3 separate regions of the Mus musculus genome follow, and regions 1 and 2 are each linked to region 3. The links are chromatin loops, found by intact Hi-C in ENCODE. Cell type or tissue: left cerebral cortex. All regions are shown on one strand.

Region 1 (8,000 bases), 130 kb after region 3:
CAGACCCCTACATAACACTCTCTACTTTGACCTGGTTTAGTTTAATTAAACCACACACACACACACATTTTTAAGGAGCAGATGCTTTAAGTGTAGCTCATTCTTTGGAGGGGGGTTATATGTGTACCACGTGATGAATGGTTGCCATGGTAATTTCTCATTATTGTTGAATTGAAAAATAATTACTCTGGCAAAAATCCCCCGTAACCTGTCAGTGTTTAAGTTAAAGATGCCGGGGGGCATCCCCAGTACCAAGATCATGTTTTTGGTGGAGAGGGACAGAGTGGAAATGGAAGAGAATTCGGGATGGGAGCAAATACCTCTGTGGGTTGTTTTAATATAATTAAGGATCATTTCTGCTATTTGGCATGAGTGTGTCTCTCATCCTGATGTATGACTTGGCTGTCAGTGGGACTTGGGCTCACCTGTGAATGGGACAAAAGAAATAAGAATTTTAATCACTTAAATGCATATGGGGGATTATTTAGGATAGAGGAGCTTCGATGGTATTTTTACCTAATTAAAATATATGAGAATTGTCAACAGTACTGCCCTTGCCAGTCCTCCATCCTAGTTAATTTTGTGTTTATTTGCCTGGAAGTCGCTATATAGCTTTCTAGGGTTGAGGAAAAAAAATCCAGTTTTTACCTGGAAATATCCTCTGAACACTAGCCAGGGAGTTCAAATACAAAGCAGCAGCATGGATGGAAAGTGCGTGTTTGCTGGGAAAAGACAGGTCCCTGGAACAGAAGCTGCATGCGACAGGTGCACAGCTAGACAAGCACATGAATTAGGGGGGATAGAATCCCATCACTCTTCAGGGTCACTGCACAGGACCATGATGGACTTGGGCTTTCTACGACAGTGCCAAGATGTGTCCTCCTTTTGGGGTAAGAAAGCTCCTAGCATAGCCCTCCCCGTTGAATTAAGAACAGACTTTTCTTCTGATATCAATTATCCTTCTGCTCCAGTGTCCCTTCTTCTTGGACACATAGATGTAGAGGCTCTTCCTCCTGGCAGAGCCAGTGTCTGCTTTGTAATTCCATTGCAGTCTCTATTGATCCCACTTAGAAACACATCACTTAAAGGTTCTCTTTGTTTCATTTCTACTTGTGCATCCATCCATCAAACTAGAAGTCTTTAATAGTGAAATCCAAGGTCTTACTAATCAAAGGACCAAAGAATCAGCCCAGCATGTTCCTCAAGCCTAGGCTACTTCAGATATCAGTCCCTGAGAAACTCTTATACATTTATAGAAATCTTGCCACCAAGATTTCTCACTGCCAGTCATGGTGGCAAGATGTTTGATATGGTAGTGGAAAAATGTTTGAATAAAGTTAATATATTCATTTCATGCAGTAGTGTTCGGCGAATATAAGAAAGTAAGAGCCGGGTCTCTATAAAGTGGATGGCTTTCCAAACAGATAATTGAGGACTGGGCATGTAGCTCAGTGATAGAGCACTTGATTGGACGTGCACAGAAACGTGGGCATGAGCCCCAGCAGAATAAAAGAAACTAAATCTACAAACAAAGCAATTAAAGTTTCAGGCCCATCAAGATGACTCAGCAGGTAAAAGCCCTTTGATCCAACCTGATGTCTGGAATTCCATCCCTAAGGATCTCATGGAAGAAGGAAAGAAGCATAGGTTGTGCTCCACACATGTGTCATGGCAGTTGTGAGCCCTTCTCCACATACACACAACAAACAAGCAAACAAACAAACAAAACAAACATTTCTTTCTTAATAAATTAGATAATTTATAATTAATAAATAATAATTAATTATAAAACTCCATTAGTAATAAAAAACTATTTAAAGAAGAGGAGAATAATATATGTTAGCACTTAAACAAAACATTGGCAACAATAGAATTGCATATCATGTAATTAAGTATGCATTTAAATTAGAATTGAGCTAGCAAGATTCATTCCATTTTTAAGAGACAATTGCCCCTGGGGGCGGGGGAGGAGAGAAATATACTGTATGATATGGGGACCCTAAGCATTTATTTTTATTTATTTCAATTCATTAGAAAGGAATCCAGCTTATCACTGAACCGTTGTCAGCTCGGGAGAGTGGGCTTCAATCTTCATCATCCTGTGCCTTGCTCTCTGAGTCCTTAAAGTAAATAAAGCCGGGCTCATTTGAATGTGGTCTGTAGTGTGTTCATGTGCCATAAGGAAGCATACCTGAGAGCCTGTTCCAGAATGACAGTGTGAGTGAGAGACAGGCTTTAAAGCTTCTGCCTGAATGCTAACTTTGGCCCTGCCCCTCTGTGGCCCTGGTGGGGGTGGGGGGAGGGATTGGAGAGGGGGAGGGGAGGGGGAGGGAAGAGGAGGGATGGAGAGGGAGAGGGAAAGGTTATACTCTGGAACCAATTCTTGACATAAACACTGCCTCCATCCCCGGCTTCTGCACTCAGAATCCCCAGCTTCTTACAGGACTCCAGGAATAAACCCATTAGCTTGGTAGGGCCTCACCTGGCCGTTCCAGTTTCTTGTTCATCTCTCCGTTACTCATTTCTATGAAGAATTGGCCAGAGATGGAAAGATAACGATACACAGAACCCCTCCTTAAGCTCCGTAGGGCAACAGTCAGGACTGTGCCTACGAATGCTGCAAGACCATGAGTCGACAGCAGTTTCCTGTGCACTTCAGTGGGGGCTAAATTGTCAAGCTCCACTCGGCCAGGGAAAGGCAGATGTGGAGAACAAGATTTGATGCTTGCCTGATTTCCCAGTCCATAAGAAAGACACCATACCACATGACTCGTGATGGAGCTAGAGAGCTAAGAGCCACGTTTCTACCAGGTCATACTCTTGGATATTCTGGCAAGGGTTCTAATTTCATTCAGCAGGGGACACTGTGGCTGTAATCTTCCATTTTCAGAAAGGCCTAGCCTCTTCAATGCATAGATTGCCACCCAGTCCTAGGAGCTATAGCAGGCAGCAAGAGGAGGTCAGTACCAGAAAAAAAAAAAAATAGGTGAAGGGAAGTGGGTCCTCGAAGTCATAAAGGCTGGAGGAGGAAGCATCTTCCAAGACACATGCTTGAAGGTACGCCAGCTGACTATTAGCTCTCACACCCGTGATCCATTGCAAGGTGAAACAGAAATCATTTCAGCAGAATTTGGAGGGAAAGGAGCACGTGGATTTGGAATTAGACAGACTGTGTATGAACTTTCTCACTACTGTCTTATTTTTAATTTTATTGAGCAGCTTAACATTTTGAGGATTTAGATTTCTTTACAAATAATGTAAGCATCAAATGAGATACTATTCAGAACAGAGTTTATCAAACAGTCACTACTTGCAGCTTTCTTCTCAGTCCTCACAGACCACCCGGGTTAGTCTTCCCTTACCAAAGCAACCAACATGCAAAGGGGTGGGTTGGCGAAGGTCATTAAACTATTAAGAGACAGAGCTTATATATTCAAGTTAGGGTGATACAGAGGTTAAAGATATAAATTCTCAAAAGGCCAAGAGTTCTACTTGTTGGAAGCAATTAGGGCAGTTATGAATACAAGGTAGTTTATTGCATGTAAAACACTTAGAAACACTGGGTTATGGGTCCTATTCCTAACCCACAGGTCTTGGTGTGTGGGCTTGACACAGCTTCCTTTATGAACAGCTGAAACAGGACTGTAAATTTTTTCTTTTCTTTATTTTTTATTTTTTGTTTTTCTTCCAGTTCTTTTTTCTTCCCTACATAAATACTTGTATCCTTATAATTAAAGATTAATCAAAAAAAACTTTATATGTATGTTTTTCTAACTTAAAATATAACACAGAATTTTTAAATTTAAGAACTATTATTATTTTTTATTATTTTTATTAGTGTGTGTGTGTGTGCGAGTGTGCTTTGCGTGTGTGTGTGTGTGTGTGTGTGTGTGTGTGTGTGTGTGTGTGTGTGTTTGTGAAAACAATATGTTTATTCTCTGGCACACATGTACAGGTCAAAGAACTACTTTTAAGAGTCAGTTCTCTCCTTCCACTGTGGGTTCTTGGATTGCATGTATGTTTTCAGGCTTACATGCCAAGCATCTCTCCCTATTAAGCCATCTTGCTCACTGAAAACATAGCAAAGAATTTTTGTGACAACTGAAAATCAGCCAAAAAAGGAAAGGTCAACGAACAGTGAAGCTCGCAGGACAGTTTTGTCCAGTGAGGTTCCTGGGTTGGGGTATAGTAAGGTATGGGTACAATAAGAAGTGTTATTAACTCTGTCAGTAACAAGAGCCAGTATTTCATGGGCATGGCGATATGAACTCAAATATTCCATATGTATTTGTGGGTGTTCTTTGAAGATGTGTAACAACACCAATTGTTCTAGGGTTCTGCTGCTGTTGTACCCTTGCATATCAACTCTCCTGCAGTTTGTTTGAATCAAGTGACATCCATCCTAGGGTCATATGCAACTTCTGTTCTCACTCATGGAAGCTTTGTTGAGAACCCATAATCCACAGTCAGTTCCTAACCTTATTTTAGCCCAAGCATAATCTATTCTCCCAACAGTCTACGTCAGCCTGGGCTTCTCCTTAATATTTGTGTTATACTAGTTCGTTTTGCAGTTATATCTCCTAGCCCAAGTGTCAGATCACTTGGATGGGGAAAAATTCCAACCAATGAGCAAGGCAAAAACATGGCTTTCTAGTTTCCACTCAGGTCTTTAACTAAATGCTGGAGCCTGGTGTATAGGCTGCAAATGAGTGAAACATGAAAGTAAGCTTGATTCATTCATAAATTGTTTAATCAGATTCATTTTCTGATGCAGTTCCTATGAACATGGAGTGGTTCCTGCCCTTGAAATCATGTAGAAGTGACGGACAGAGGCAAATGTCATTTTCTTGATCTTCATGGGATTCTATGTCTGCAGGAACTTTAAAGCCTTTAACCAAGTTCATTCTAACAGCTACCCCAAGTAGGGGATATTATTTTGATAACATTTGTATTTGTGATTATTGGCATTTTTTTTTACAAAGTCAGTTAAACTACCCAAGTTCTAATAGCCAGGAAGGGAAAATTCCACCAGTGGCATAGTACCTAGCAACCCTGGGCATGAGGCCTGCCAGCAAATTCTACACCACAAAACAGAGAGCAAGGGGAAGAATGGGACCCAAGGCAGGATATATTCTTGCTGTTCTTTATTCTCTCTTCCTAATGTAAAATTCTCCCCTTTCTAAGACTGGTTAGGGGCATGTGGCTGCAGGAGCACAGAGGTAGAGAAACATCTTAGACACCCTGTGTTTGAACATGCGTGGTAGGGTAGATTTCTCACTGAGAGTATAGATTTTACAGTTGCAAAGCACAGAAAATGATATGAGTAACCACATTCCTTCATGGACCATTCTGCAGGCTAGAGGATGCAGGAGGGAAACACAGCCCAGATCCCTGAAACTAATCCCTGTGCTGAAGAAGAAAGCAAAGTAAAAACAAATATAAGAGATTTGTGGATTAGATAGTAAGACACAGGAAAAGGTGTCAGAATAGCATTAGCCAGATAAACCACTGGGTTCATCATTCCAAATGGGGTTTATTTCCCAAACTGATGTCTCTAGTTTCACACTGGTGGATTTTTCTAAATGTTCTAGAAACTTCTATAACATAGAGCTTATGTGATGTGAATGTCTCAGAAATGGTCAAGGCTGCCTTTACATTGCTTATTTGGTGTTCTGCTAGTGGGTGTTGAGGGCAGAACCTTTTTTTTAAAATTCAGATGTCTACGTATATGGCACCAGACATAGCAAGTGATCACTAAAATACTTTTAGAAAAGAGAACAGAGTGGTAGTTTGAGTGAGGGTCCGCTCACTATCCTGGGGTTGTTTTGTTTAGTGTTGTATTTTCTGAAGGAAAGCATTGGCCTTAATGTGGCTATTGGGTGAAATCCAAGGAAAGAGACAGAAATATTCATCTGTCTGAGCTTCTTCCCTTCTGTGGGAGAGGGCAGCATCAATCTTCCCAGGCTTCTTAATTGTTCTTGTGAGGAATGGAGGCTCATTCCTGAGGCTTTCCAGTGACAACAACTTAAATGTTTTCTTAAGCAGGACAGCTTCATGGTCAGCTGGGAGGTTTCAGTGTCTCCACTAGGTCCCTAGTCTTGGGGGAATATGGAAAAGATCCTAGTAAGTCGTGGTTCCCCCCACCCTCGCACCCCCAGCTCCACTCATCTGACAGGCAGCTGGGAGCTATCTTTCCTCCAATCTGGCACCAGAGCAGACAATCTGGGGAAGAAGGTTTTGCTTAAGAATTTGGGGTAAATTGGACACTAGCTTCCTTTCAACTGGACACTGTGTCCACTTTTGCTGTGGGTCCCCTTACCCCTTGGGGATCAGTGGTGATTTGAGTGGCCTTCGGCTGCATTCTTCCTAAAGTGTTTTCTAGACAACAAGGAAAACATTGAATGCAAGAGCAACAGACATAGTGCATGGCTTCCTGAGTTCTCTTAAACTTTTCTATTTTTCACAGTTGCTTTAATAACAAACAAGTTATTGCCTTAAAAAAAAATCCTTCAAAAAATCCACAGGCATGAGATAGTTGCATCTGCATTTTTGTGTGTTTGTGTGTGTGAATGATGCAATACCTGTCTGTTATAATGATAGCATTATATAAAAAGAAAAACCATAAATATCCCTATTTCATCAAATCATTAAAAAAAAAGACCACCCTTAACCTGGTTGTAATATTGTGTATATTTCCCACTCATAAACGTGGACTCTCAAGACAGCAGACAGCAAACGAAAGAAACTAAAGCCACAACCTTGAGTGCATTTATACCAAACAAACGCCCTTTCATAAAGACACTGCCATTGTTTTGCAGAGTACATTTTAAAAATTTCTCCAAATATCTCCTCAAGATTTAATATTTAGTTGGTTGAGTTGGTGTTATTTTGTCTAGTGAACTAGAATTTGTGCCACAGTTGAAGCAATTAATTTAAAAAGGGACTACAAACTACCAGCCTCCTCCCAGAACAGTCATACATATAATCATATGCTAAGTAAGGAGCCATGATTTTGGTTTGTTTGTTTGTTTGTTTGTTTGTTTGCTTTCTTCGTTACCCCTCCTCCTCCAATGCTCTCCCCCCGCCCCCCCCCCCCCCCCGCTTGCTTCTTTGTCTTTATTGAAATAAGTGCTGCCTTTGCCTTTGCCTGTTAAATGAATGCCCTGTCTCTTTGCAGGACAGTGACAACCTCTGGTGGGATGCGTTTGCCACTGAATTTTTTGAAGATGATGCCACATTAACACTTTCATTTTGTTTGGAAGACGGACCAAAGCGATACAGTAAGACAGAAGTTCTTTTTCCTAACATTCCCTCTTGGTTTTGTGGCTGCAAGGCAACAACAGGAGTCTGAGTGTGACATGCTGAATTGTCAGCTTGAAAATAGGACCACTGCCCCACAGCGAGCTTGTGTCCCACCAAGGCACTGTTGGGAGTGGCAGCCCAGGTCACCATTGTGAGACTCCCTTCTGAGGCTTAGACTGTTTTGGTATTTGCTGATTTAGAGAGTGGAACAAATATGCACCAAGGTGCCCAATGAGAAGCAGGCAACAAAAAGATAGGGGTTTGGCATGTGTCTAGTCAGCTACTCCCTTTTATGCCTGAGGGTTCATGCTTTTACTTGTGAAGGTTTCCTTTAAAAAACTAAATAAAATCCCTCACCATCACAGTATCATCCCCATCCTCTTATTTCTGCTTATCCGGGATCTCAGGTATTTATTTGACAAGTGCTATCTTTTCTCGAGCATAGGGGAAGCCACAGCTGGTTTGAACGCACAGTTTTGGATTAGTGTTGACAGAATTATAGTTCCTTGTCTTTCTGGCGAATGATAACTCTGTAAGGATCCCAAAATTACAGCCGGTGGCACCTTGGGAAACAGCTGATCTGTCCTGATTAGGTTCGGCCAACTTGTCAGGCATCAGATTTGCCAGTTGTACTATCAGACCAAGAGCCGTAGATACATCAACACAAACGCAATTAATGGTCACTTACACTGGAGAGA
Region 2 (8,000 bases), 74 kb before region 3:
TAGGCTTCAAGGTCTCTTGTTGTTAGTTCCAGTAGCAAGGCCAGTTGTTATAAAAATCATTTAATTCTTAGGTAATTTATGTAGCTGATGCTTTCTGAGGAAGAGTATATTCAAATCCAGGGCTTTGGATCTGAAGACATAAGTCAAGGACATACACAATCATGACTACTTCCCAGAATATTCCACTCTATACTTGTGATTCGCTTTGGAGATCTTTGATGTAAATAAACCACCCTGATTATTATGGAACCTAAAACTATGATACTATGGAACCCAAAACTTCCACCAAGAGGCACTTTTGGTTGGAAGCATCTTTCTTAGAAAGAAACGTGTCTTTATTAGACATGTGCAGGGACAGAGCCAGGGTCATTATTGTGAAGGATGTAGAGTTAAACAGATATACCACGGTGGGTGTTGAGTATGATATTTATTTTGCTGTTACTGTGGTGCACTCACAGGCAGAATTAAGAGATATTTGATAGCATTTTGAAGCTTCCTGAGATCACACAGGGAAAGTTGTGGAGGAACACCTAGCATAGAATCAGTAGAGCTTTAGCCATGCCATCTAAATACTGGAGGAGTCAATTTTCATATACCCTTCCATTCCTCCACCCATCCTACAATCTCTCCATCTGACTTCTCTGTTGATGATGTGTGATCTTAAATATTAAAACTGAGAATTAATGAGAAATATTACAGGTGGATGGGAATTGGACCAATAGTTCTTTCTCCATTGGAGAGATGCAAAGGGTGGTAGGCTGTTAAGAAGTATCAAGAGGAGAAGCAAGACAAGAGCTATCATTGGCAAGTATCTTCTGGGAAGCTATGGTTTTGCCTAATGTTCTTTGGTAAAACATACATAGATCCATAATAGGATCATAGTGGATTTTGCCAATGCAGGGTGTAGGCGCCATCTCCCACAGCTGACATGATTGTAACTTAGGAATGGATCTTTGAGGGCTTGACCATTTAAACGTTTTTATATATGTTTATTTCTTTTATCTATGTTTGCTACATATATGTAGTCATCTTTTGATGTCTATGGGAGAATTTATTCCAGAACTCTCACGGACATCTGAATCTATAGGTTCTCCAGACCCTTATGTAAAGGGGTATTTGCATATAAACTGTCCACATCATTCTATATATTTTATTTAGGTAGCAATGCTGGGGTTTGAACTCAAGGCTTTATGCACACTAAACAGGTACCCTCCCACTGAGCCATATCCCTGGCCTTTGGTATGTTTGTGTATTTATCTTGCTATGTAGTACAAGGTGACCTCGAACTTGTGGTTCTCCTGTCTCTGCCCTGTGAATGCTGATGTGACATTTTCTATCATATCCAGTTCTCCAATTACTTATAGAGGAGACTAGGAATTCTATGTAAATAAATGTTATACTGTAGTGTCTAGGACATAGGACATAAATGTCAAGCGAAAAGTCTACACCGACTTGATATTTTTACATTTTTTATGTTGAATTCATAGACTATGGGAGGCCAACTGTATTCTCGTCAGTTCATGTCTAATGTGTCTCATGAGCTCCATGTTCATCCACTTAGATTCTTTTTTCTATAGGCGAATGGAAGTTGTTATACATAAACATGATGTTTACATATGATGCATGTAAATATGTTATAGGAATACATGGTGATGAGTGAGTCACTTAGACCTTCACAGCAAGGTCTTCTATTGCTGAGGAGAACAGAGGAACTAACTGACTCCAAGTATTCAAAGAAAAGAAAGGTTCTGTATGAATATTGATTCATAGAGATGATACACAGTGAAGTGTAGGACCCTAGACAAGCCACACAGATTGTTCCATCTCACTTCCACTCTTTGCAAAACAGACACATTAACACCTGTTTCACAAAATTACGAGCACTACTTTCAGTAATTGTAGGAAAGCCCCAAGCCCACTGAGAGGTGATTAGGAAATGTTCGTTTTCTTGCCTTCTTACTCCTCAGTTGTCACAGTTAAATCATGGGGGTCGGGTTGAACAAAACTTTTCAACCTATGCAAACAAACAAAACAAAACAAAACAAAACATCCACTCTGTTCTTTGGAGATGAGTTAACGTTAATTAGCAAACCCACTCATTTCTATTGAGCTTTTACTGCATGCCAGTTAATAAGCTGGCAGCCTCCTGGGACTCCATGATTTAGTCACAAAGAAAGGCATATTTGCTTTGCAGTTGCAATGCCATCACTATTCATTTATTTAACAAGTACATTTGCAGTTTTGCATTAGTTTGCTAACAGTGCCATGACAAAATACAGGCAGGTGGCTTAAACAAGAAAAAAAAAATTCTCACCTCTCTCAAAGTTAATAGCCCCAGGTCCAGGTAGGAGAGGGATTAGTTCTTTGTCCTTGACTTACAGATGACACCTTCTCCCCTCCCCTATGATCACACAATCACATCCCCATCCCACCCCCGTGTCTATGTCAGAACCTCTTCTAAACATGTCCATGGTATTAGATTTGGACCCTCCTCGAGATCTCACTTTAGTTTACCTCTTTAAAATAATCATCTGCTGAGATGGTAAGGGCAACTTTGGAAACAATAAAATTCAACCCATCACAGGTATGTTCTATGTGCCAGGTATTGTAGGTTGCAAGAGGTATAATGATGACTGAGCATAGAAACAGGATAAGGATTAGAGAGACATACAGAAAGAAGAAGAGGCAGGGAGAAACAGGGACAGAGAGGCAGAGGCAGAGGCAGGAGGCAGAGAGGCAGAGAGGCAGAGGAGAGGCAGAGGAGAGGCAGAGGAGAGGCAGAGGAGAGGCAGAGGGGCAGAGAGGCAGAGAGGCAGAGAGGCAGAGAGGCAGAGAGGCAGAGAGGCAGAGAGGCAGAGAGGCAGAGAGGCAGAGAGGCAGAGAGGCAGAGAGGCAGAGAGGCAGAGAGGCAGAGAGGCAGAGGAGAGGCAGAGAGGCAGAGAGGCAGAGAGGCAGAGGAGAGGCAGAGAGGCAGAGAGGCAGAGAGGCAGAGGAGAGGCAGAGAGGCAGAGAGGCAGAGAGGCAGAGAGGCAGAGAGGCAGAGAGGCAGAGAGGCAGAGAGAGAGGTAGAGGCAGAGGCAGAGGCAGACAACCAGAAGGAGACAGAGGGAGAGACCACCATAGAGGACAGCCAGAGAAAACAAGAGGCTTTTGGGATTTTTGTCCCTTTGAGCTGAACGGCAAGTTGTCTCCTTTCTGAAACATTCTTTCTTGTTGCTTTTCCTATACCAATATGGGGTTTTCTGTCCTCTCCTATTTATTCTGTAATGGCATTCCCCCCCTTGCTTCATAGGATATGTATGTATGTATGTATGTATGTATGTATGTATGTATGTATGTGTGTATGTGTGTGTGCCTGTGTCTGTTTGTGTATCTGTGCCCATGTGTGTGTATGTGTGCATATATATATACATGCATGCCCATGTGTGTATGTGTGCCAATGTGTGTATGTATATGGGTGTAATGTCTGCATATATGTGTATGCCCATGTGTATGTGTGAGTGTGTGTGCATGCAAATGTATATGCATGTATGTGTGAGTATGTATATATTTGATTGTGTGTGCTTATGTGTGTATTATGTGTCCATTTGTGTTTGTATATTCACATGTATGCCATTTTGCATGTGTATGTGTACATGTACCAGTGCATGTGCATGTACACATATATGTCTCTACTACTCTTAAACTGAGCTCTCCAGATATAGAAATGTTCCCTTATGCACCCAGCTGGTGCAGAGCCTGGTGCAGTGCCCGGTATGTAGGAGATTAAATGTTTGATGAATAAATGAATCAAACCCGAACAGGCTCTGCTCGGTAGGAGCTGCAGCAGGGGCCTGTGGGATCAGGCGATGGGTGAGATGGAATTTTAATAAGAGGCAGAAAATTCAAGAATCTGAGACATCTAAAGGCTGCTGCCGTCTGCCTTCCCTGCCGTCAGCTGCAGGCTTTCTGAAAGGCAAAGGCGGATGAAAAAAATTTTGTGGGCTGGTTAAAATAAAAACCTGAAGAGTGACATTTTAGTTTAGTTTTTAATTGTGAGGCTTCCTGCCAGAGTAGTGGGAAGAGAACTCAGCTCTCCTGCAAAGGTGAGCCTGAAACCATGGCTTGTTTCTTTAATCTTAAAAGCTCAGAAAGAGGTGGGAAAGGTGGAGGTTAGCTGGGATGTTATGGGGAAATGGCAAAATTATAATTTGGTGTGTACTTCTTAACATGTCTGACACTGTTGTTTGGTTTTGGGGTGTTGCTTTGTTTTGTTTTATTGTTATGGTTGTTGTTTTGTTTTGTTGTAACAGGGTCACGGTCTACAGCCTGCCATGTAGAACAGATATCTTGAAACATAAGGACCCTCCTGCATCAGCTTTCCCCACTGTGGGGATTACAGAGGCGAGTTGCTATGCTAGTCTCACATCAAGTCTTCACCAACATGGCCTTACTCACTTCTCACATAAGCATTGTGAACCCAATCATTCCTTTTGAATGGAAGAGAGACTGTTCTTAGTGTTTGTGCAGGAAGGTCTGAGCACCCAGCTTCCAGTTGCTGGTGCCAGAGGTTCTCCTGTGTCTCTCTGACATCATTCTAGGAGTGGGAGATACACTGTAGCTGGTAGAGTACTTGTCTAGGATGCACAAAGCCCTGGGTTTTATCACCATCACTATATAAGCCAGGCATATGCTATATAAGCTATATAAACATGCCTGTAAGCCAATACTAGAAGCAGGGTGATAAGTCTTTCAAGGCTATCCTGGTCTACATAAAATCCTTGTCAAAAGGACATGAGGAATGGAAGTGAGAAGAGAGGGACTGAGGGAAGGATGAAAGGATGAAAGAAAGAAAGGGAGGAAGAGAGAGAGAGCGCGCGCAACAGACCTGAAGACAAGAAATGGACAGGAACTATTTGTTCTCTGTGCTTATTTTTTCAGTGTGTTCATACCAAAATAAAACTCCTAAAAAATCAGATCATGGCGTTTCTTGTATGAGAGTCAATACAACAATGTCTGTTTGAAGGAATGATCCTCCTGGCTGGTCACCTTAAACTGGCTCTTTGCTTACTATAAAGAGGTTTATGACTATAAAAATATTAACAGTCATGGGTAAGGGAGGAGCCCGACCTGCTGCGCCTGGACTGGAAGCTTTAAACAATTTAAAAATGAGTTTGTTATCTAATAGGACAAAGCTCCAAGGTGAGTATTTGCCTGTATCTCTTTAAACAGCCTGTCCTTCATTGATAACCTTAGCAGTGCCATTCGCTAACACTATTTGTGCTGAAAGCAGGAAAATAAATATTTGCTAGAAAAGACTCATTTGCCTACCTCAGTATGCCTAAGCCATTTCTCCTATTGATGCGCTCCCTGACATCTTAGGGAATGTAATCACAGCTAGAATGCTTACCAAGGTTAGGGCACCTATCTATAACAGTATGCCCGGGAGCATCACCTCCCATGCAGGCTCTATGAGCAGTAAGAGAAAGTGCCAAAAGATATAAGCAGACAGAGGTAATTCTAACTGGACACAAGGGCCATTTTCTAAGTAAAGAGGTAAACAGTGTACTCATCTGACAATTATCTTTAATTTGTCTCACAAGTTTTACTTTCTTCACAGAGACTGTGTGTTCTTAGCTACTCTTCCCCAAGACTGTACTATGCAGGCTTTTGACAAATCCAAAGTGATGTGTGTTGTGAGAGGGAAATTTTGCTAAACCATCAAGTGGGGAGAGTGGTCCAGGGATAAGTCTGGGTATAAGCCTGACTAATTTCTTGGGAGGCTTAAGTAGCATGGATTCTTGAGTTAGGGGCAGGTCTCTGCACCCCCAGCCTTTTCAAACTGCATGCTGGAATCACATGCATTTTGAAAATTGTAATTACCTGAATTTTTGAAAAGCAAGCCATTGTTGATATCAATCCAGCCTTGCTGCTTCTGCAAGAGAGAATGTTAGCATACCGTCGGAGCCAAAAGGCGAGGTTTCCAGCCCAGTGGCTTTTGTAGAGAAATTCCAGCTTTTAACTTTCAGTCTTTTCGCTTTCAAAATTCTGCAAAAGAGATTGTGGGGTTGGGGCGCATAATTAAATGAAGTTGAGGTGCTTCAGTCTTCTTTTAGGGCCATCAGATACTCTCAAGGGAAGTCATGGACAACCACTGCAAGAATGTCTTCATCATCACTGAGCCTGCTGGGAACCTATGCTACTTACAGTCATCTCTGAGGAATCACACCTTCACACCCCACCCTGATTCTCTTCTCGGTTGCAAGTAGAAGGGCTTTTTACCATTTGATAAGACAAGGGTTGTTTATTATTTGTTGTTTAGTCTATTGCTCTTTATTGTTTTCACAGAAATCATATAATTTCAATTTTAAAAGATGTAACCACATTAACAACTAAAGGGTTTTAAGCCCAGACCATCCAACAACAGAGCCACTTATTTCCAGATGTTTCTAATTCTCTGTGTTAGCCTATTCACTGCCTGGAGATCAGGAAGCAGAGAACAGAGGCTGGGGTCTCAACATACTCTCAAGTCCTCAAGCCCTGCTTCTTCCAGTGGAGCCCTGCTTCCTAAATTTTCTATGATTTTTTTAAAGCCACTAAGACCAATACTCCAACATATGATCCCTTAGGGGACAATCCAGATCCAACCCAGCAATGTGTGTAAAAACTTTTCATTTTAGCAAAACCTGAAGAACTGAATTTTTAGAAAAGTAACATTTCTAGAAAGTAGTCTATATTTTAAGCACATTGACATAAATTAAGAACAAAGGATACTATGAGGGGACTCAGCAAGTAAATCTGTTTGCTGTGTAAGACTGGTGATCTAAATTCCAATCCTAGAACACACGTAAAAAGGAGAAGAAAGTTGACAAAGCTGTCTTCTGACCTCCATGTATATGCACGCACGCACACACACACACACACACACACACACACACACACACACACACACACACACACAGAGTAAATAAAACACGAAACATAACAAAATAGAATCTCACTAGTAATCTTGTCATTGGGGATGGAGAATGATTTTTTTTTGAAGGCAACAGTTAGTTTATGGCTTATGCAAACATCTTAAGCTCGAGATTGTAGTCATAGCCACTGTGAGCAGCACTTAGTTTATGGCCTATGCTAATGTCTTAAGCTTGAGATTGTAGTCATAGCCGCTGTGAGCTTTGCTGCAGACTCCTAGTTTGAATCTGCAATCGGCAAATGATGGCAAAGTTTTGGCTTCCTGTTGAAAAATTGACATGCAAACTAGAAAGAGATGGAAATGACCATAAACTAGTGCAGCTAGAAAGAGATACAGAAATCCATCCAACAAAGAAACTGAAGCCGGTAGACAGCCCACTCTGCACCAGTGACACTGGGGACTGTGTTCAAGTCTCAGTTATTCTATAGAACCGATCACGAACTACTCTTCACCCATATTTCACACTCTGAAGTGGAGCTAACAGGGGGACAGTCTTCTTTCTGTGTTCCTGTGGTTAGTATCTGCAGACTTGATTAACTTTGGCTTGAAAGTATTTGGGAAAAGAATAAGAAAAGAGTTGCATCTATACTAAACACACACCAGCATTTCCTTGCCATTGTTAACCAGCAATGCCATAACACATGTATTTATGGAGCATCTACATTGCATTAGTTATTATAATAATCTAAAGATAGTTTTATTTATACTGGAGGATATGCGGGATCTATGAAAGTGCTATGTGGTCTGTATGTGTGTGTGTGTGTGTGTGTGTGTGTGTGTGTGTGAGAGAGAGAGAGAGAGAGAGAGAGAAAGAGAGAGAGAGAAAGAGAGAGGTCTCTGTGTGCATATGTTCATGTGTATGAAACTAGAGTTGCTAGAGTGCTTGCCCTTGTGTATACATGTAGACTGGAGGTTCATGTTGGTGTTATAACAGTGGTAAGTCCAGGAAGGAAACTCACACATAGTTCATAATTACTTCTAGGAATAAGGTTCATTAGAATGAATTGGCCTTAAGGCCGTGATCAAGCCCTAAAGTTGGAAGGGG
Region 3 (8,000 bases):
ATAAGATGACTGTAAATCTGTGAGCAGAAAGCCAGTTTGGAGCCTCTTGAAAGTACAAAGATGCAATTTCATGGAAGAGGAGCAAGCCTTGAAAAGTTGCATGCGAAAGTTTTAGGGACAAACAGCAAATATTTGCAGAAGTAACTTGGAGTGCTTTGCAAGAACAACCCAGGGTAAAGCTTGCCTAAATCGGAGCACAGCTCTCCCTTTGTGGGGTTTGACCATTCCTGGGCTGCACACAGCTGCCTGGGCACTCCTTTGACTCTAGCACTGCCATGAAGAGGTAAATACAAACTCAGGCAGGCATTGAGCTCAGAAATGTCTTTACTTGGGGAGTTTGTGCACAAGGAATTGTTGGCTTTTGCAATGGCCGCCATACTGAAACATAAATCACAAGGAATTTGTTTGAAATCTCGTCTTTAGGAGGTTGTGTGTTTTGACAAACCTTGCAGCAAATTTGGCCCAGCTTTTAGATTTGTAATGAAACCTGAAACCCAGCATGCTGGCCTGCCTTAGGGTCCCCAGACACATGTTCTCAGCAGCCTAGAAGTAATAGCTCCTCTAATCCCATCCTGGCAAGTGACATGACTGTGTTAGGCTGCACCGCTGGAAGTTTGGGGTGGATGTTTCTTGCAGGTGGGAGACAAGAGTGATCAAGACAGCAATTTGGGGACAATTTTACTCCTGAATGTAAACCACAGATCTAACAGCACCTATTATTCCTCTGTTGGCTAGTGACTCTAAAATACCCCAAGCCATGACTGGGGCAGAAAGTTAATTAATCTGCTTATTAAAAAGAAGAAATGTCTCATTTGCATGCATTTGCATCCAGGTCTTACATTCCATCTTGTTTTTCTGTGGTCCCTTCCCCCTTCCCCCTTAAAGCCGCTGACTTAGCTAGGTGTGAACTCCTGCACTGAATTTTCTGGGGCTTGGCTTTGTTTAAGTGTCCTGTATATGAGTAAGTGTGGGGCCAATTGGATCTTTCCTAGATTCCCTAATTCTTTGTGGCAACTCTGCCCCCCTCCCCAGGGCTATTTGGGGTTTCTTCTAGTTGTCATGCACCACAATTAAGATTTATAGACTTGGCCACTCTGGGAAGGAAGCAAAGACCTTGTCCCCATCAGAGTTGGGCTTGTTACTTGGGGGGGCAATAAATTCAATTATCTGCAATTTCTTACTCAACTGAATTTTCCATGGACATTTCTATGGGATGCTTTTTCCTTTGCGTTTCATATCTTCCTGAGCAGTCTGCTTTTTGGATCCTTTTCTTGTCTTAGAAATACCTCTTAGAAATAAAAGCCCATTGCCTCTTGGATGGATTTTTAGATGGTTCCACATTCAGGTCTGGGTGATACTGTTTTTACCTGAGACTGTACAGGTAATCTAAATGTAGGCCCCCTAAAACCATCGTCAAAAGCAGGACAACCCCCTTTTGGGAGGTTAGGAAGGGGGCTGGGAATAGGAGTAGTTTGGAAGTCAGGGGGGAGGGGAATGCTAAGATACAGCTCAGCTTCCTATCCGAAGTACAGCAGGTACAGCCAAAACTCTGTTGGGAGATGAGAGCCCGGAGGAATCTTCCAGAGGGAGTGAATCACCAACCCCAAATCAGAGGGACCAGAGTGCCAGTGTTGTTGTGTTTGGGAGTCATCCCATTTCTGATACATTACAACAGTGTGGCTGTCAGGGGCGAGAGGCTTAGGCAGTGGGTGAACCCACCTCTCTGCTAACAAGCTTAGCAATGGGGGGGGGGGGGGGACTAAAACTCAGCCTTAGACTTCTTGTCAGACTAGGAGGAGAATTATATTTTTGAACTAGTCTACAGTGTGGACAGGAAATGACCCCTTCACCAACTGCTTCTTTAAAAACAAGCAGTTGGAGCCTCTAGCTATCCAGCTCTCTCTCTCTCTCTCTCTCTCTCTCTCTCTCTCTCTCTCTCTCTCTCTCTCTCTCTCTCAACTCACTCTCCCCCTTCTCCCTCCCTCCTTCTTCCCTCCCTTCCTCCCTCCCAACCTCCAACCTCCGCTCTCTCCCTCTCAGAGCTCCAGTGCTCCCTCCCCTCCCGCGCTCCCTCCCTCCCTCTCCCTCCTCGTTCCCTCTCCTCTCTCGCTATAGAGGGCTCCCACAGCACTTCCCAGCCAGTGTGCTCAGCCTGCCTGCCTGCCTGCCTCTGTGTGTGTCTGTGTGTGTGTGAGCGTGTGTGCGTGCGTCTACTTTGTACTGTGAAGAACACAGCCCATGTGCTCTGCATGGACGTTCCTGATACTCTATTAAGCTTGATTTTCGACAAGCAGGCAAGATGTCCAGCACACCACATGACCCCTTCTATTCTTCTCCTTTCGGCCCATTTTATAGGAGACATACACCATACATGGTACAGCCAGAGTACCGAATCTATGAGATGAACAAGAGACTGCAGTCTCGTACAGAGGTAAGTTCTTCAACCTTGGCGTGTGTTTGTGGATTTTTTAAAAAAAAACTGTGCATGGGCTTTTCCTGGGGTTCTTAGCTGAATTCTGTGGGAAGTGTCCCACCAGCTACTATCACGTAGGTGGATATAAGCACAGCTGGGTGAACCCTCGAGTTTGAATGCTGGGTTTCCAGCGACAGTAACTCTTGGAGCTGGGGACAGTTTCTGCCGGAATCTTAGTATCTGGAAAGAGACAAGCCACTTGGTTCACATGCCGAGTCTCTAGAAATTCAGGTTTCCCAGAACTCTGATGTTTACAGGCTTAGAGATGGTCGTGTTTGTTGAGATATAGACTGCAAGAGATTTTGTGGATGTTTGCGTCTGTGTTGTGTGTGTAATATCATGTATACATATATTCATATATTTACAAGTTCCAGAGGAAGTCTGGTTTGACCTGAACTTACTTTTTCAAAGTGACTAAAATTGAGGTAAAAGGGACAAGAGAGCAGCCTTGTGTACTTTTCAGAACTCCCTGGAGGTGGGCTCAGGGAAGACACACACGTTTGCCTGTGTTAAATTCAGAGACAGGTTGACTGAGGAAGTGGGGTCCTCTTGTCTCTCTGGTGGTTGTGCCTCCCAAGGCTCTACCTTGGGACAGGAGTTAGCTCCCCATTCAAGCCAGAAGCAGTTGAGTGCATTTGGGATCTCCAGAGAGAGGGAGGCTGAGCCTCTCAGGCAGTGAGCCAGTCCAGGGACTTCTTCAGAACTTTCTAAATGCAAAACTCCAGACTCCTCTTTCACAATTTAAATATTTAATTTTTCTCTGGGCTGCCCGAGTGGCAAAGCACTCTGCTGCCGGGTGCTCATCTGCCTGTAAGGTGGGACTTGGTGTTGAAGTGTTTATTGTAGGTGTGTCTAAGTCTCTTGAAGAAATAGAAGTCTCTGGGAATTGAGTTTTCGCTGCATAGTACAAATGCTCATAGGAGTCATGCCACAGGGGTGTTGGGGGAATAGCGTTGGTAGGTAGTTAGATTGAAGATTGGCTTTTAACTCTGAGAAAGGATTTGATTAAGTTTGCATGATAAAATAAAACACACTTGCTTTGAATTGTCTGCTGAGCCATAGAGAATTCCTGATGTTTAATGTATTGAATAGGGCTAACAAGATGATGTGACCTGTTTTCTGATTGGCTAACTGCTGGACAAGATCTTGTGGGGTTTTGTTTTTGTTTTTGTGTGTTAGTGTGTGTGTTTTAAAGCCTGGCTCTCTTTATCACTGCTATTTTCTTTATATGTTAATGCACCATGGATGTTAAATATAATTGCTGGCACGTCGCCTCTTTCTAGAAGCCAGAAGCTCCTGTAGAGTGTAAACTCTGGTGTTTAGAGTGCTGAGTTCTTGGCAGTAAATAGGATTGTGTGTGTGTGTGTGTGTGTGTTTGTGTGTGTGCATATGCCTGTGGTGTGTGTTGCTTTATATGTGTGTTCTAGCTTGTATCTTCTATTACAATCTTTGTAAGAGTGTGTTGGAATGAATCTTCAGTCCCTGTCTAAGCTATCAGTGGCAGAGGCTGCTTTCAGAACTGGGAAGACTGGGAAGGTTTTAGAGTTGAGGCACCCAGTAATAGTAATAAAATGTTGAACAGAAAAAGGAACCGTCAGAAGGAATCAATAAAATGTTAAAAATTATACAATTAAAAAATCTCTTTGCTAAGTATAATTATTTCTCAATAATAATAATAATAATAATAATAATAATAATAATAATAATAATAGAGACCATAGACTGCAATAGATTAATTCTTGAACACAGGATTGAAAGACAACTTGTATCCTGCTTGCTTGGTAGAAAGTTGTTGAGGTTTTGTGGATGGTGTCTTCCCATCCTCCTGCTGGTTGAAGCAGGGTAGCTATTCTTGGGTTCTGGGTGCCTCTCAACCCTTCCACAACCCTGGGCAGCTAGCTTTGAGCTGGGAGACTTCCCATCCATCCTGGTCTCCATACAAATCCCTAAGATGGAATAGATTACCCACTGGTTCGTGTTTGAGATGTTTGGAAAGTGACCCATTAGGAGTATGCTTTTCCAAAATGACACATTAATCTTTCTTGAGAGCTAAACCCAAGAACTTCTAACTTTTAGAAGATTGCAGGCTAGCTCTGACTGCAGGATTTCACTCTGACCATAGCTGAAGAACCAGGAGAGGCAAGCTTGCTTTGACAAATCTTTGAGTTTTTAATTCGTCCTGACATCAAAGTACTGTGAGCTATTTTTCAGTGTGTTCTGGAACAACCTCCACACATGTACCCTCTTATTAAGTCTTTCAAAAGTAATTATATACATAATTATATCGACACCTTTGTCTCAACACAAGAAATATATTTTCATAACATGTGAAAAAAGGACAGTAATCATTAATTGCTCCTACTGTATGTATAGATTCACATTAAATATTTAAATTTGATAGTAATGTGTACTTAGAGGAGAAACAATAACTTTGCACAAAAAAGTTACAGGTAGCTTTACAAGTGGTGCCTTTAAAAAAATAATAATGCAACCTGAGTAGAAGCTGGTTACAGTCACCATATACTGCAAAACTGACATCTGTTCACATATAACATTGAATAGATTGTCGAGCCATCACCTTTACTACTTAGTCAATCCCTACAATCATAAGCATTCTCTCACAGTGTCTTTTTCTTCTCCCTCTTCTGTGCACCATATACTATTATTTTATCACCTCCTGATTCTCTCTCTCTCTCTCTCTCTCTCTCTCTCTCTCTGTCTGTCTGTCTGTCTGTCTTAACTTTGCATTCTCTTTGGAACACTTACTCAGCTAAGAAGAAATTAGAAGTAATTCTAAAGACCTCTCTCTTTAAAAAACAAAAGGTAATAAACTAGTGCAGAGCTATGACGTCCCTCACTGCCCTTGTATGATTGACCCCTAGGATATTCACACATGGTCATTTCTTTCGGTTAAATCAGTGTCCTTTAGATACTGGGTTGTGTCGGCTTAAGGAGCACTGGGTTGGGAGTTAATGCTATTCCTAGCTGGGTCCTGTCACTAAGTAGTGAGTGTGGAGTCTGGATCTCCTCACCTGCCAATCACCCACCATATCCCTTGAATTTGAAAACTCAACATGGTTTGCCTTAATATGAGAAAGTATTCCATGGGTTGTATTTAGTTCAAACTTACACATGGTAGTGAAAGAATCAGCCATTTCTGTCGAAAACTGGAAAACCTGCGTCCTGGCGTGCTTGGCCCAGCTGGCGCCAGGATAGCAAACCATTCCTGGACTAAGTAGATTTTCAATTAACATTTAAACCTAGGTTTCCTGGAGTGGAAAGGGGGTGGCAGAGGTAGAGAGGACTCCAGAACCCCTTGCTATTGAAATCCCAATAGCAGCTCTGCATCTGTGAGGGGGCCTGGTACCCCCCATGGAGCTAAAGTTGCTATGGGGCTTCTGCCTCTGAAAACTCTCACCTCACTGCGCCCACATTTATTTTATTATCATGAGGCCTATCAGCTCTCTGATCTTTGTGGGAAAACAAGAGTTTAAGAGCTAGTGACCTAACCTCGTTGGAAAGGAATATGAGCCCACTTAAAAGTAAAAAACTAATATTCAAATCTATTTTAAACGTGGATGACCGTTCTAGGAAGTAAAATCTCTTCACAACATTAACACCTTAGTAGATTTCGGTAAATGTGTGAAATCCCCACCCCCACCCCACCCCCACCCCACCCCCACCCTACACCCACCAGCTCTCACTTTAAAATAAAACTAAGAGAAACTTTGAGATGTGTCACAGTTGGGCAGTAGAGAAAAATGTTACATTTTCCATTTAGCATGCTACCATAAATTGACACCCCCCCCCCATGTCTTCCAAAATCCATTTATTTGAATGGTTACACTGTGCAAATTTCTTTTGAGAGAACACGGCTACACAGTTTCAACTCTGCAGTTATATAGTTTAATTTAACATGGCACAAAGATTCCAATCAGATTGGACATAAAAATATCTTCTAAAGACTTCAGGATTTGGTCTGTAAAAAGCCACAACAAAACAAAACCAGCCGATTTTTGTTTGTTTGTTTGTTTGTTTGTTTTTAAAAATCCTGAGGTGTGCACTGTGAAAGAAAAATATGTGTGCTGTCTGAGTGTCCTGATGAATATGAATTTGAGAGTGACTAATGTTGGATTATTGTAGAACTTAAGCCAGTTCATCAAACTGACTTACACAATTCTTTGTTAGATAAACTGTAGATAAGTTCTCAGGGTCATATTTTTTAAAGCCAATGACCAAGAATGCTTCCATTTCAAAGAAGATGTTTTGAACTAACCCCCCCTTTGTTACTGCACTAATTTTAATAAAATTACATAAAACAGCAGTAACCTGCCGTGTCCTTACGTTTTGAATTTTTCTTCTTTTATCAACAGTATGTGAATGAGAAAACTGTGACTACTATAGAAAGCAGTTCACAGGAGGGTTTTAGTCTAATTATAGTCTTCAGTTTTATACCATAAAATAGGAAGGTTTCAAAATGTTTGAAGACCTTAAAATTCAAATCGACTTTTTTTCCCCTTCCTCAGCTTAACTCTAAACCGCCCTAGGGATGGGCGAGAGAGGGTGTGTGTGCCTTGCCCTCTTTTTCTCTGTCTGCCCGGGTTCCAGCTTGGAGCATAGTGTTTATTCACGGAGAAGCTCGGAACCCTTCATGGTTCCCATGGACCACAGACCCGAGTCGGTTAGCTACTTTGGATATGTAGAAAAGAAGGAAACGTTTTGTAATACTTAGGTGTTCTCTCCCCCTAGGAATTCAGAAGGAAAACTTGCCAGTACCCTGAGCTACATTATATGAAAGAGTTTTCAATGTTCAGTTAAAAAGTGGACTCTCTATGGCTTTCTGAAGGGGGTTGGGGAAGAGTGAGGAAGGGGCAGGTATTAGCAAGAGCAGCTATTTTGAAAATGTTAAATAAAACCAACAGTGAAGCTTTTAAAATGGGAACTTCCAAACTCCTTGTTTTTCAAGCTGCCTTCATGGCTTCAGAAAACAAAGTACAGGGCTTGGGAACACAGTTCTCTTCTCCTGAGGTTCCCCCACCCCACCCCATTTTCTTACTATGGGAACTGTTTTTAATTAAAAATTGCTGCAAACTAACTACTCGTAGGAAGCCAAGAAGAAGAAGAAAAAGAAAAAGAAGAAGAAAAATATCTTTCAACTCCCAAGCATCACAGATTCTTATCAGGTGAAATCAACACACGTGACGAAGTAGGATTTAAGTATGATGCAGATTTTTGAGCATTTAATGTTTTGTTTGTGTTTCCGAAAGAAATCGATTTAAATTGTGTGGAGAGTGCTGCCCTGAGTCTCCTCTCATTGCAACCATTAACTTATTTTTTTTTTTTTCACAAGGAGAGCCGAGCACCTCTTTAGGGGAGTAAGCAAACAAAATATAAAACAAACAGCTGTAAACATCCCCTTTGTAAGTGGTGAAGGGGCTGCACTCACAAACTTTTAAATGTAAATTGAGCTGGTAGGCTTCAAAATACTAAGTGATCAAAGTACCATCTTTTCAAAATATCAAAATGC

The links. Hi-C counts contacts between places; a loop is a spot of excess contacts. Peaks named below come from ENCODE experiments on the same cell type or tissue, not always from the same donor. Only the 100,000 strongest peaks of a DNase experiment are listed, where the experiment ranks them.
Region 1: a loop joins it to region 3, with 3 times the contacts of the local background. A loop is called at or near these places in 3 of 42 quality-filtered maps.
Region 2: a loop joins it to region 3, with 4 times the contacts of the local background. A loop is called at or near these places in 4 of 42 quality-filtered maps.

What each region holds. Positions count from the first base shown.
Region 1 is chr5:44,668,637-44,676,636 of GRCm38, reverse strand. Ldb2 (LIM domain binding 2) reads left to right here. Exons shown (of 8, transcript NM_010698.4): 2 at 7,178-7,280. Among named protein-coding and RNA genes, the nearest start is that of Ldb2, 130 kb to the left of the region's middle. In left cerebral cortex, no CTCF peak of the experiment used is centred here; no DNase peak of the experiment used is centred here.
Region 2 is chr5:44,868,277-44,876,276 of GRCm38, reverse strand. No RefSeq gene overlaps it. Among named protein-coding and RNA genes, the nearest start is that of Gm36076, 53 kb to the left of the region's middle. In left cerebral cortex, no CTCF peak of the experiment used is centred here; a DNase peak (open chromatin) is centred at 3,880; H3K27ac peaks cover 2,114 bases.
Region 3 is chr5:44,793,793-44,801,792 of GRCm38, reverse strand. It overlaps Ldb2 (LIM domain binding 2), which reads left to right and starts at 2,047. Exons shown (of 8, transcript NM_010698.4): 1 at 2,047-2,431. The coding sequence starts at 2,300. In left cerebral cortex, a CTCF peak has its summit at 4,296; DNase peaks (open chromatin) are centred at 2,557, 3,043, 3,352, 3,670 and 2 more places; H3K4me3 peaks cover 3,717 bases; H3K27ac peaks cover 2,061 bases.